3 separate regions of the Homo sapiens genome follow, and all the other regions are linked to region 2. A link is a contact called in ENCODE Hi-C data. All regions are on one chromosome and are shown on one strand. The core of a region is the stretch at or near the end of the contact, and the rest is flanking DNA. Distances in the headings are between cores, read along the strand shown.

Region 1 (4,247 bases), core at 130-2,629, 1.8 Mb after region 2:
GAGCCCCCTCCAAGGAGCCCCGCCCCAGAGGCCCCCCCTAGCCCTCCTGCGGGGGCCTGCGGGGGCGCTGTGTCCCCCATCTTACCGGACACAATGATTGCTGCCTCTGGGATGGTGAGGTGGAAAGAGGCTACTGCTGGCTATTGCAGGCAAGTCTGTTTTTGACAATGTGAGCTCAGTGTTCAGGGCCACATGAATAGAGGTCTTCAGAGGTTGTGGGGGAGCCGTGGAGAAGTTGTGGGGGAGGGGAGTTAGTAAAAAGAGGGTGGGGAGAAAGAATAGAAACCAACTGGGGGGAGGATAAGTTGGAAACAAACCCTGATTAACTTACTCTAATTGCATTTGACAGCTCTGGAGAAGTTGGACAGAGTTGGTGGATTTTTTTTCCTCCACCAAGCTGACAAGAGCCACTAGGTACTTTGTAAACACACGATCTGGGGGTTAGATCAAGAATTCAGGGATTGTCCAGCAAGAGACAGAAACACACAGCAAAAGGTATTGAGAGAGGTATTAATAGAGAGGACTCCCCCTCACCTAGTTGTTTCCGACAATTCTTTATGGGGATGTTTCTGCAGAGAAACACATTTCTACCATGTCTATGTAACCAGCAGCCTTGACTTTTCCTCAGGTTAAATAAAAAACCAAAACAAAACAAAACAGTGCTGTTTCAGAAGATGTTTAAGTCACTGTTCAAAATGTGCAAAAATCAAGGGAGACTGTCTTTTGGCTTTTAATTTTTCCTCCCTTTCCTTTCGCTCCGGTGTTTTCTCCTCTTTGGGGTACTGTAGGATGTTGTCTTCTCCCAAAAGAGGGAGACAGCTTTTCAACTGTTAACAATGTCAGTAATTGGACTTTTGGACCATGCTTTTTTCTTCAGCTAATCCAATCACCGGTAAAATCCTCACTCCCTCTAAGGTTTCCTAGCCTTAAATGAAAAGCAATCTTAAGTCGCTAGCCACTGAGAGAGATCCTTCAACACATTTTTTTCTTTCCCGCTTACGTTTCTATTCCTCACCCCCGGCTCTATTCTAATACAGTATCAAGAGAGACAAACTCTTCCGAGAGTAATTTACAAACGATGGTCAAACTTACAAACTTCCAGCAAATTGCACCGAGTCATGTCCAGCCACTTTTCTGTCCACTTTTGTACATTCCATCCCCGGCCAGTGGATCTGAGGGTCTGGACTCGCAATAAGCAATCTGGTTCTATCTCCTGTATTTGCTCCGCTTTATAGATGGAAAAAAAAAGTAGCTTGTATTTTCCTTTCTCTTTCTCGTCTGTTGTTAGCCGCTTTGCTGACACTGGCTCGCGCCCGGAGTCACGGCGATACACAGGCTTTCATTGTGCTCCGATAGGAGAGGGAGAGAAAGAGAGAGAGTGAGACAGAGAAGGAGAAAGAGAGAGCCAGCAAGCTGCAGATGGGGGTGGGGGGGCGGGGAGAGGGCGGGAGAGCTCGTTCGAGGCTCCCTGGTGGAAGGCTGGTGCCACTGCGCGAGTGAGTAATCGCAGCCAGGCACCGGGGAAAGGGGAACGCAGAGGGCCTCCCAGTGGCTGAAGAGGTAAATCCCAAGCCCTGCGCATCTCAGCTGCCCTGGCTCAGCTCAGCATCAGACTCGGTTAAGCGGGGAAGGCTGGGGAAATTCCCCAACCTCTACACAACCATTTCACCAGCTCTAAATGTTTAAGAAATTCCGGGCCAGGAATGTGTTTTCCCTTTCAGCCCTACATTACGCCCCGCTGAGGATATCATTTTCATTTTTCAGTATATTGTAAATGACACCACTGAGCAACCTAGCACGAGCTGTGTGAGCACCGAGGAAATGTTCATTAATAGAATAAGGAAGATATGAATGTGTGTGTTGAGGGCGGAAGGGGTTGCGCGTGGAGAGGAGAGGTAATCACATTGTTAGCTCCTAAAGGGCAGGCAGGTGTAGCGTTTGTCTACCTGCCTGCCCATTTGTGTGTCTCTGGATAAGTGAGTCTGGGTGATCACAGGCAAATCAGTTGGGATAAATAAAATATTTTATGAGAATGATACAATTATCGATACCAGTTCTAGAAAAAAACGCTTTTTTTTTGGGAATGCATGATTGCCTATGAAAAACCAAATATAAGACCTGAAGTATCCTTAGCTACCTGGTGCACATATACAATGAGGAAAGTCAATGTGTAGCAGCTGAGTTTCAAAAAGTTTTTTTTTTTTTTTTCTTTTAATGGAGTCTTGTTATGTTGCCCAGGCTGGAGTTGAACTCCTGGGCTCAAGTGATCCTCCCACTTGAGCCTCCTGAGTAGCTGGAACTACAGGTACTCACCACTACTGCACCTGGCTCTGAGTTTCAAGAAGTTTAATAATAGAAACCAAATAGATCTCACACAGATCATTGTTCCCCCATTTTCAAGTGATCCAACCTTTAAAATATCCAATCCTGGCCAGGCACAGTGGCTCACGCCTGTAATCCCAGCACTTTGGGAGGCCAAGGCAGGTGTATTACCTGAGTTCAAGAGTTCAAGACCAGCCTGGCCAATATGGTGAAACCCCGTCTCTGCTAAAACTACAAAAATTAGCTGAGCATGGTGTCATACGCCTGTAATCCCAGCTACTCGGGAGGCTGAGACAGGATAATTGCTGGAACCCAGGAGGCGGAGGTCGCAGTGAGCTAAGATCACGCCACTGCGCTCCAACCTGGGCAACAGGGTGAGTCTCTGTCTCCAAAAAAAAAAAAAAAACTTATTGTGGATTCTGCTTATTTTCAATTATGAAGATTAAATTAAGGTGAGCATAATACTGCAACAGTCAGGACCAAAAATATTCTGGGTATCCTAATTTGGAAGTCATTTGGATTTGAGGTCTCAAATAATATACCTTCAGTAATCTAAACAAACTCTGGCATTTCACGAATATGGTCGTTTCAAACTGAGCTATGGATAGAAATAGGCAAAATCAAGGCAAACATCTCAATACTGGATTTATTTGCAATTTAGTTCCCTATAGGATAGCCTACTTTAGTCCATTTTATTTTCACCAATCCTGTTAGCTTGGAAATGGGGACAAATACACTCAGATTTTTTGTTTGTTTTATAATTTCTTTTATTTCTTTTTTTAAATTTTATTATTATTATACTTTAAGTTTTAGGGTACATGTTCACAACGTGCAGGTTTGTTACATATGTATACATGTGCCATGCTGGTGTGCTGCACCCATGAACTCGTTATTTAGCATTAGGCATATCTCCTAATGCTATCTCTCCCCCCTCACCCCACCCCACAACAGTCCCCAGAGTGTGATGTTCCCCTTCCTGTGTCCATGTGATCTCATTGTTCAATTCCCACCTATGAGTGAGAACATGCGGTGTTTGTTTCTTCGTCCTTGTGATAGTTTGCTGAGAATGATGGTTTCCAGCTTCATCCATGTCCCTACAAAGGACATGAACTCATCAATTTTTATGGCTGCATAGTATTCCATGGTGTATATGTGCCACATTTTCTTAATCCAGTCTATCATTGTTGGACATTTGGGTTGGTTCCAAGTCTTTACTATTGTGAATAGTGCCGCAATAAACGTACCAGTGCATGTGTCTCTATAGCAGCATAATTTATAGTCCTTTGGGTATATACCCAGTAATGGGATGGCTGGGTCAAATGGTATTTCTAGTTCTAGATCCCTGAGGAATCGCCACACTGACTTCCACAATGGTTAAACTAGTTTACAGTCCCACCAACAGTGTAAAAGTGTTCCTATTTCTCCACATCCTCTCCAGCACCTGTTGTTTCCTGACTTTTTAATGATTGCCATTCTAACTGGTGTGAGATGGTATCTCATAGTGGTTTTGATTTGCGTTTCTCTGATGGCCAATGACGATGAGCATTTTTTCATGTGCTTTTTGGCTGCATAAATGTCTTCTTTCGAGAAGTGTCTGTTCATATCCTTTGCCCACTTTTTATGGGGTTATTTGTTTTTTTCTTGTAAATTTGTTTGAGTTCATTTAGATTCTGGATATTAGCCCTTTGTCAGATGGGTAGGTTGCAAAAATTTTCTCCCATTCTGTAGGTTGCCTGTTCACTGTGATGGTAGTTTCTTTTGCTGTGCAGAAGCTCTTTAGTTTAATTAGATCCCATTTGTCAATTTTGGCTTTTGTTGCCATTGCTTTTGGTGTTTTAGACATGAAGTCCTTGCCCACACCTATGTCTTGAATGTTATTGCCTAGGTTTTCTTCTAGGGTTTTTATGGTTTTAGGTCTAACACAT
Region 2 (4,208 bases), core at 1-2,500:
TTAGCTTCCAGTTAACAAACAGATAAATATTTAAAACATTCCAAATACCCTTTTTGATGACTAATATTTCTGTTCATAAACAGGTTCCTTATTTACTGCTTATTAAATAAGTTTTCTTTTACTGTGATCACAGTTGACGAGCTTTAGAAACCCCAAATAACAAGGGATTCCAGAAGTCAGGTGCTTACAGTGCATCTGCAGTACTCATTTTTATGGTCAGTCAAGCTCCTCTGGGACCAGGTTCTTCTCCAAGAACCCCTGGGTACTGTACTCAAATGTCAGAAAATGCACTCGATTCCAAATTCTAGAAATTCTAAAAACAAAATTACATCATAAAACACATTTTTTAAAAGCCTGCACGTATTTAACCAACATGATTTACGCTGCACAAGGTACAGACGTCTTAATTAGACTGGCAAATTTAGAAGTCTCATTTTCATCTAAGCACCCACTATACTTTTTTTTAATGAACTGAGCATAGAAAATAATATATCTCCAGTGTACATCCTGTTTCCTAGTTTCACCAAGATGATTAAACTCCTATTTTCCTTTCCCGTGCTCTTATGGGAAATTAATGTATGCTAAATAAATGGGCAGAAAGGGTCACATACGGTTCTGGTTCAACACACAAACAACTCTAGATGTGCAGATATTTTTAAGTTGCACGCATAGGTTACTCTGGAGAACAGAGGCAATCCTGTATTTCCTATTCAAACCCCACGATTTTTTTTAAAGGACCTGGCTAGTTTGGAAAAGGGAACGGGCCCGCGTTTAAAGCGAGTGTAAATAAACAAACACGTGGTCTGCGGAGGAACACCTTTAAGCACCAGCAGGATGACTGAAAATAGCCAGGTTTGGGGAAGAGTGGCTGCCACCGCGAGACAACCCCCACCACATCTGGAGCTCCAGATTCCGTCGGGATTCCAAGCCTCAACACGCCCTCACCGCAGGGAACCTCGGAATCAGAACGCTGAGCCCGCCAGGACCCCTCCCCTGCCCACTCGGCCCGCTCTTCCCGAGGTTCCAGTTAACTCTGGGCTTCCGCCTGGGAACCTGCAGAAACAGGAGACGAATGCGATTCCTAAATTACCCCACTGCTGGACTCTTCGAAGCCCCACAATCGCGACCCAAGGCTGTCTTCTTTTCGGGAAGAAAGGGCAGGATCCGTGAAAAGAAAACAACACGGTCTGAACTTGCCTCTGAGAACCCGCAGGGCCGTAAACCTGAATTCCGCGGGAGAGAACGGCGTCCGTTTCTCTCGCGACACTTCATGGATAACGTAGATGCTTCAAGTCCAGTTCGGCTCTCATTGGCTACCGCACGCAGTGAGGGGGCGGGGAAAGTAGCGGCGAGGCCCCGCCCTCACGCAGGAGCCAATCCTGAGCAGGCTAGGAGACGAACCCGGAAGTGAGATGCAAGGCGGCGATTTTCCCTTCTGTCAGGTGGGTTGTTATTCCCTGTCCCGGACCTCGCTTTTTGATGGACCGGCGCCATCTAAGAACTCCTGAGCCCGTGGGGGTGGGTAGCCTGTGGACACAGGCCGAGCCCTGCAGGTCAGGCCGCTTCGTGGTCCCCAGGTAGGACCGAAGCCGCTTCTCCGCTCTTGGCTGTTTGGAAGGCCGCAGGCGGAGCTCACGGGCCTGTGAGCTCCCGGCTGGTGGCAGAGTGCCGGAGCTGGATCCCCTCTCCCTCCCTCCCAGTCGCCAGACCCTCTACAGGTGTCGCCCCTAGGTCCTTGAGTTCAGCACATCTGCACTGCTTTGTGCTGAGAGCAGTAAGATGTATAGTGCAGCGAAAAATAATGTAGAACTTTTGAATTAGAACGTCTGCCCTTTCAGTTCCATTGAAGGGTCCTTGATCTAGGGCAAGTTGTTTTAATCTATCTGAACCTCCTTCACCAGTAAGGTTTATAGCCCCGCCTATCACTGAGTTGTTTGTAAGGAGTTGACATAGTTCGGATCTCTCTCAAAATAGGATATGCCCTTTAAGTTAGGAAACATACCCTGACATTCCTGATGGAATATCAGGAATATCATCATCAAGTCATCAGTTTTGTTTCTTAACTGTAAGTCGGGTAGATGCGCCTAGGCTTGGCTTTTTAAACTAAATATACCAGTAAAATTTTGTACATAATTTTTTGTATCTGGATCTGTAAACTCAAAATTTATATAAAGGGAGTTTTTATTGAAAGGAAAAGCATGTTGGGGGAGAGGGTAAGATCTGTGGTATAAGGTTACTATATTTGATATAATTACAAGTGAACTTTTATTTATTAGCATCTGTTAAGTGTTTAATGAATTGATGTATGGTCATTTTTGTGTTGCAAGGTTCAGGAATTAGTTTGAGAATCAAAGAAAAAGTGGAAGCTCCAGGAGAATTAATAAAACACAGAGCAATTCTGATTGGATATCTCTGATTCCAAGGGTGTCTCTGATTGGGTGACTGAAAAGCCGGATTGGCCTTAGGAATACTTTAGTAAAATTCTTACATTTTACAATAAAGTAACAGGACCAGAAAAGTTACTGGACATGAGTAATACATTTAAACTTGAGTTTAGTGCTATTGCCACTAGTAATAAAGTTTAATACCACATTAAGATTGTATACTGTTAAACTTGTGAGATTAGGTATCAAGAAATCAGTATCTTGGGGTTATGCCTAACTCTGGAACTTCTCAGAATCCATTCCAGGCAAAATCAAGTGACAAGACTTTAATTAAATGTAATGCTACACATACTTCTTAATGCCTTCTATAGACAAGTAGGAGATAAATATAAGTTAAATGTGGTCCTTATCTTTCAGCTTATAATCTTTTAAGGGGCTAAAACAAGAACAAAGTTAGAGGTGAAATGTAGCACCAAAAAAAGTAGAAAGCAGAAAGCGATCTAAATGAGAGGATCAAGAAAGAATGAAAGAGATAACATCAGAGAAGAGCCTTGAAAGACTGATTATATTTCAACAAATAGAGTTGAGAGGCTGGGAATTCGTATTTGTAAATTATCTATTGGTTATTCTCCTTTTCTTTAATTGATTAAGGTTTATATGTTGTGTAACCCTTTAAGCTGATATTGGTTTAAAAATTAATATGGCAGCTTAGCAGAATAAACATCAGTTCCTTCAGGAAGCCTTCTTTAATCCCTTAGGACTAGGGGAATTATGAACCTCCTGTATACTCATGGTTTCTAGACAAGGTCTTGTAGTAGTACTTATCATGTTGTCTTTGCCAGACACATGATGTCTTTGCCAGTCACCTACACTAGAGTAAGCTTCCTGAGGTGAAGACATGGATCTTGCTCATTATTGAATCCCAGTACCCAGAAGTTGGCACATACCAGACATTCTATTCATATTAGTTGAATGAAGGAATGAATGACAGCCAAAATTCAGTTGAAAACAAGGACCCAACTAAGAACTATAGTTGCCTATCAATAAACAGGACTACTTTTTAAAGCAGTGAATTTTCCTAGGCCTGAAATTATCAAAGTAGAAATAGGATAATTAGTGTAGATGCTGTGATAAAGATATATGTACCGATGACAGATTGGAACAGATGTCCTTTTGGGGGCTATTCCATCTTCAAGAATCCCTGATTCTTCGAAATAGTATTTTTAGGAATTAGAAGTTTTTATTTCTGCTCTATATTATCTGTGTGTCTAGTTTATAAAAATCTTGAATGCACCTGTCTTCATTGTATTAGTTATACTTCAAAACCTTTAAGCATTCATCACTGTTAGCATAACACCATCATACCTAAACCAGTAGATTAAAAATAATAGTTATAATAATATAATTGACTTAGAAGAAAACAACAAAAGTAAGAAGCATTAGACCACTATTAGATCATAGTTTGTTGTTTTCTGTCAGCATCAGTATTTAGTGTATGTAAGGGATATCATGAGAAAAACAAGAGTTTAGACAGGGTTTAATTGTATATGTTTGCAAGACTTATCTATGCAGTTGATAAAGCCTGAATTATTGTTTTACTAATAACTTTTGTATTTGTGTTTTCAGATCTTGATGAACAAAGCAGTCATAATTCATCTCTAGAAAGATTTATATCCTGGCATTTGAAATGCTTTTTATTTAGAATAGTAGTAAAAAATGGAAAAAGAAAAAGGAAATGATGATGGAATACCAGACCAAGAGAATTCCTTGGATTTTTCTGAACACTTTAACCAACTTGAATTGTTGGAAACACATGGACACCTT
Region 3 (4,065 bases), core at 1,422-3,921, 1.4 Mb after region 2:
CTAATGAAACAAAAGAAATAACTTAAACAATCTAGATAGACACTTAACATAGCTATGAGACCAAAGCAGGCCACACTGGCAATGTATTAGAGTCACCTGCGATGAAGTGTTAGCCTAGATTGTTTAAAATTAAGCTTTCTAACTAGTGTCTATAATGTATCTATTACATACTGTTGATTAAGGAGAGTGCCACAAACAGGTATGATGATTAATGAAATAAAAGATACATAGAATTTAGCAGGGAAACTTCCATACAGTAGACATTAAGTAAATGTTACTTTTCTACCTTCCAGAGGAGAGTAATGAAAGCTGGCATTCTCTTATGGAAAATAGGAATCATACTTATATTTTTGTCCAGAGAGGATTAGGCTAATCTACTATATCACAATTCTCTCGAGGAGTACTTAATTTTCTCAAATTTGTCAGTAACATAATTTTTTATAGAGAAGTTCATATACATATATAATCTTTATACTTGCTGGGCTTTCTGTTTTAGGAAATAAATATGTTCAAGTGGCACCGTTAGGTATATTAGTTTGTAATAATAAAGGACACTTATTTCGTGTAATTGCAAAAATCCAAAACAAAGGTTATTTGCAAAGGAATTATCTTTAAAATTAATATCAATGCATTCATCTTAGTATTGTCATTAAAATTTTAAAAATGACAATGTTAGAGTTCCAAGGGACCTTACAGATTTTCTAGATCAAGCTTCTTATTTTAAAAGATGAGAAAACTGTAGACTAGAAAGTCTAAATGAAAAGACCAAAGAGCTAGCTCAGCCAGAGACTTCAGCATGGGAGCTTCCTAACTTCCAGTACTTCCTTCTTTCTAACATACTGTGCTGCTTCATGTGGTTCTAACTTCTCTGCCTTGGATGAGAGTACTGGTTGCCTCTTATGCTATTCTGAGGCATAGTTGTCATTTGTAACTTTCCCATAAAATTCGAATTTTCCAACCTGTTTTCTGAATGAATTACACAACTGAACATGTTAATCCTCAGCTTTCCAAATTTCAAAGCAATAAATACAGAATTCAAAAAATACTTGATTCAAACGTGCAATATATATAATCAAACTGCAAAGAAAAATCCTCCTTTCCTGGATAATTCAGGCTACAAATTCGAAAAAAAAAAAACCATTTAGTGAGCACCTATCACATGCTGAGACTATGTTAAGTGCTGGAGATATGAAGATGATTAAGATTGCCCTCAAGTATAATAGCTTATAACCTGGTAGAAAAGGCACTTTAAGCCAACAATTATAGTGTGCTTATTAAAGACTCTGAAAAACGACTGTGCAGGGAGCTATGAGTGCATATGGCAATGTAGAATGACGGGATCAGACAGTGGTTCCCCAGTGAGGTGCTGAACATCAACAGGAAAAAAGGCAATAACTACCCATATTTAGCAGAATCCAAAATGAATTATAATAGAGCCACTTCAACTGATTGAAGGAGAAAATGAAAATTGTGTGTTTTCACACAGCAGTTATCGAATCACTCTCTAATAACAATTAGACTATTATTCAGTGGAAAAGAACCAGATTTCATCGTGGCTGCATAAAAAGCAAATACAGGTCTTATATTATTTTTTAAAAAATTTTTAAATCATTATTTTAAAATCAAAGAAAAAGACTGCATCCAAAACGCGTCTAGTTAATATTCATAAAAGCTCTCTGCAAAGCTGCATAAAGTCCTCCTCAAAATTCCAGGATAAAATTCCCATCTGTTACAAGAGAAATGACAACGTGGAGAACCAGTAGCCCAAGAAGGAAGAAAACTACCACTCATTTTGTTTTCTTAAACCTATCACTGGGGATAAAAACCACTCAGATTCCTTGATACTGACTTTCAGCTGGAAGATTTAGAAAAGAGAAGCACAGGAGACATTTTTATTTACATATTTAAGCAAAAAGGGAGGCGAGAAGAAAATCAGAGTGTAGAGAAAAGCATGAAAGAAATTAAGAAGGTGAAGCCATGAAAAGAGAGAAAAGGGCTGGGCAAGAACCCAAAAACCAAAGACATAAGAAGGGGTGGAGGAGGAAAGACTGACTTTAGGATGGTTTTGGAAAAAGTGACAGAGAAAGACAGGAAATGTGGGGAAAAGAATGGGGGCGGGGGGAACTGTCTTAAAAAAGGTTTGAGAGGGAATGAAAGACAGGAGAAAGTAATTAACTGGGACCACCTCCATCGGGGAGAAAACGAGATCGGAATATGAAAGGTAGAGGAATCGATAAAGAAGCAGCGAGTTTTAACCTCCTTTTCCTCAGCCTCCACGCCCCAGGGAGGGAGGCAGAAGTGGTTCCCAAGTCCCGGGGAAGGAATTCCGGCGTAGCCTTCAGAAACCAGAATCCGCGAATTGGGGCAACAATCCAGCAGGTCCCCGGCCCCTCTCCATCCCCTTCGGACGCTGGGCGGGGCCCTGGGCGTCCTGGTTACCTGGACAAGGAGTCCACGCTGGGCGGCCGAGCCGCCGCCGGCTGGGAGCCAAGACTCTCGCAGCTCGAGCTCTTCTCCATCGCGCGGCAGGGGCAGCACAGGGAAAGGCTGAAGCAGTCTTCGCGGCTACAGGGCGGGAGAAGCGGAGGGCGGAGTGCTACGGACCGGGGCCGCAGTCAGGCCAGCGCCGGCCCGGGAGGGAGACCGGAAGCGGCCATGTTCCCCCAGAGTGCACCGCGCCTGTAGGCTGCTGGGCAGCGGGAAGACCCCACTGCGCAGCTCAGACGCCGGCATCGACTCTCCGTGCTGGCTGTGTCCGGCCGCGCGACATCTGGTCTTGGGGAAAGGGAGGTGGCGGCTCCCAGGGTGAGGGGGTCTGGTGAAGCGGGAGGGATGAAGGACCAGACCCTTATGGAAGGAGGAGAAATCCTAGGTGTAAGAGGAATGAGGGAACACTAAACATGAGGGTCTCAGGAAGGCGATAAGGACCTGAGGCCAGGAGGATGATTTAGACAGGAATGTGGGGGTCAAGGAAAACAAGAGGACCGGATAATGAGAGAAAAGTGAGAAAGAGGTATGGGAGAGGGATTGGGGAGGATCTGATATACATGCAAAAAGAATTATATACTACTGGATGCGGTGGTGTTGGATTACCCAAGTAGAAGACAAACTTTCACCGATTTTTCCCTGCCCTTTCAAATTCCCGTGCCTAGCAGGAAGGGAGTGTGGAGGAATAGAACTGTGATAAGAGAACAGGAACTGGGTAAAGGGGAAATGCTTCTGCTAGGATTTTTCTGTTAGGATACAGGAAAGCCATAAGGACACCATAAAGGGATTTTTCTGATTGAGATTGAATCCTAATCATCTCATGTATGGGGTGTAAAATTATGCAAAGATTATTCCTGTAAAAAAAAAATCAGACCATCCTTAAAAAACTTCCTTGCTAGGATAAATTGAATTATATTGATTTAAACTAGATTTAATTTATAATGTACAACTGATGTCTTTTAAAAAACCTTATAGTTGCAGTGCAGTATTAACTTGCAAGTACATTCCCAAGAAGAACAACCTAGCTTAGTTATGTTCAGTGTAAGGTAGAATAGTTACTGATGAGTATGTGTTTAAGCACAAAAGGCTTAGCCTTTTTTGAGTTTGGCGAGGACAGACAGCGACCGATTGTTTTTATTTCCATAATTTTTAAGATACCTTAACTGGACTCTGTAGGCAAAGGGAGTAGGTAGTCAAAAACATTTTTTAACAAGCTTAAATATCTATCATGACTCATAGAAGAATTTCCTTATTTCTTCACCATCTCTACCTGCCTTCCAAAATGCTGACTCACTGTCAGCTACTTTGACTTAAATTTCCTTAGTGAAGGCTGATGAACCCTTGAATGGGAGACCTATGTACTTTCTTCCACCCAGTTCATTCGTAGCACTTTGTTAATAGAACCCTCGAAACCTTCTGCCTGATGTAACAATATGTGTATGGTTCTATCTAGTGATTAATAAAGAACAGTGTAGTAAAAGTGTAGAGACTTTGGAACCAGACAGATCTTCATCGGAATCCCGGTTCTGTCTCTACACTTGCTCTGTGCTGTGGTTAAGTTGTTTCACATCTCTAAAA

The links. Hi-C counts contacts between places; a loop is a spot of excess contacts on that map. Pooled maps may share reads with other maps.
Region 1: a pooled map shows a loop between it and region 2 (2.6-fold over the local background). The contact joins the promoter of MAML2 here to the promoter of MRE11 in region 2. A Hi-C loop is called at or near these places in 4 of 50 pooled maps.
Region 3: a loop to region 2 is called in a map of naive thymus-derived CD4-positive, alpha-beta T cell, with 4 times the contacts of the local background. The contact joins the promoter of MTMR2 here to the promoter of MRE11 in region 2. A Hi-C loop is called at or near these places in 2 of 168 maps with a recorded cell type or tissue (naive thymus-derived CD4-positive, alpha-beta T cell and transverse colon) and 8 of 50 pooled maps.

What each region holds. Positions count from the first base shown.
Region 1 is chr11:96,341,816-96,346,062 of GRCh38, forward strand. It overlaps MAML2 (mastermind like transcriptional coactivator 2), which reads right to left and starts at 1,380. Exons shown (of 5, transcript NM_032427.4): 1 at 1-1,380. The coding sequence starts at 80. RefSeq lists silencers at 1-256, 1,374-1,563.
Region 2 is chr11:94,492,594-94,496,801 of GRCh38, forward strand. MRE11 (MRE11 double strand break repair nuclease) reads right to left here and starts at 1,251. Exons shown (of 20, transcript NM_005591.4): 1 at 1,198-1,251; 2 at 189-313. The coding sequence starts at 208. ANKRD49 (ankyrin repeat domain 49) reads left to right here and starts at 1,391. Exons shown (of 3, transcript NM_017704.3): 1 at 1,391-1,442; 2 at 4,011-4,208. The coding sequence starts at 4,101. RefSeq lists an enhancer at 1,601-1,690.
Region 3 is chr11:95,921,436-95,925,500 of GRCh38, forward strand. MTMR2 (myotubularin related protein 2) reads right to left here and starts at 2,672. Exons shown (of 15, transcript NM_016156.6): 1 at 2,440-2,672. The coding sequence starts at 2,519. RefSeq lists enhancers at 2,650-2,699, 2,760-2,889.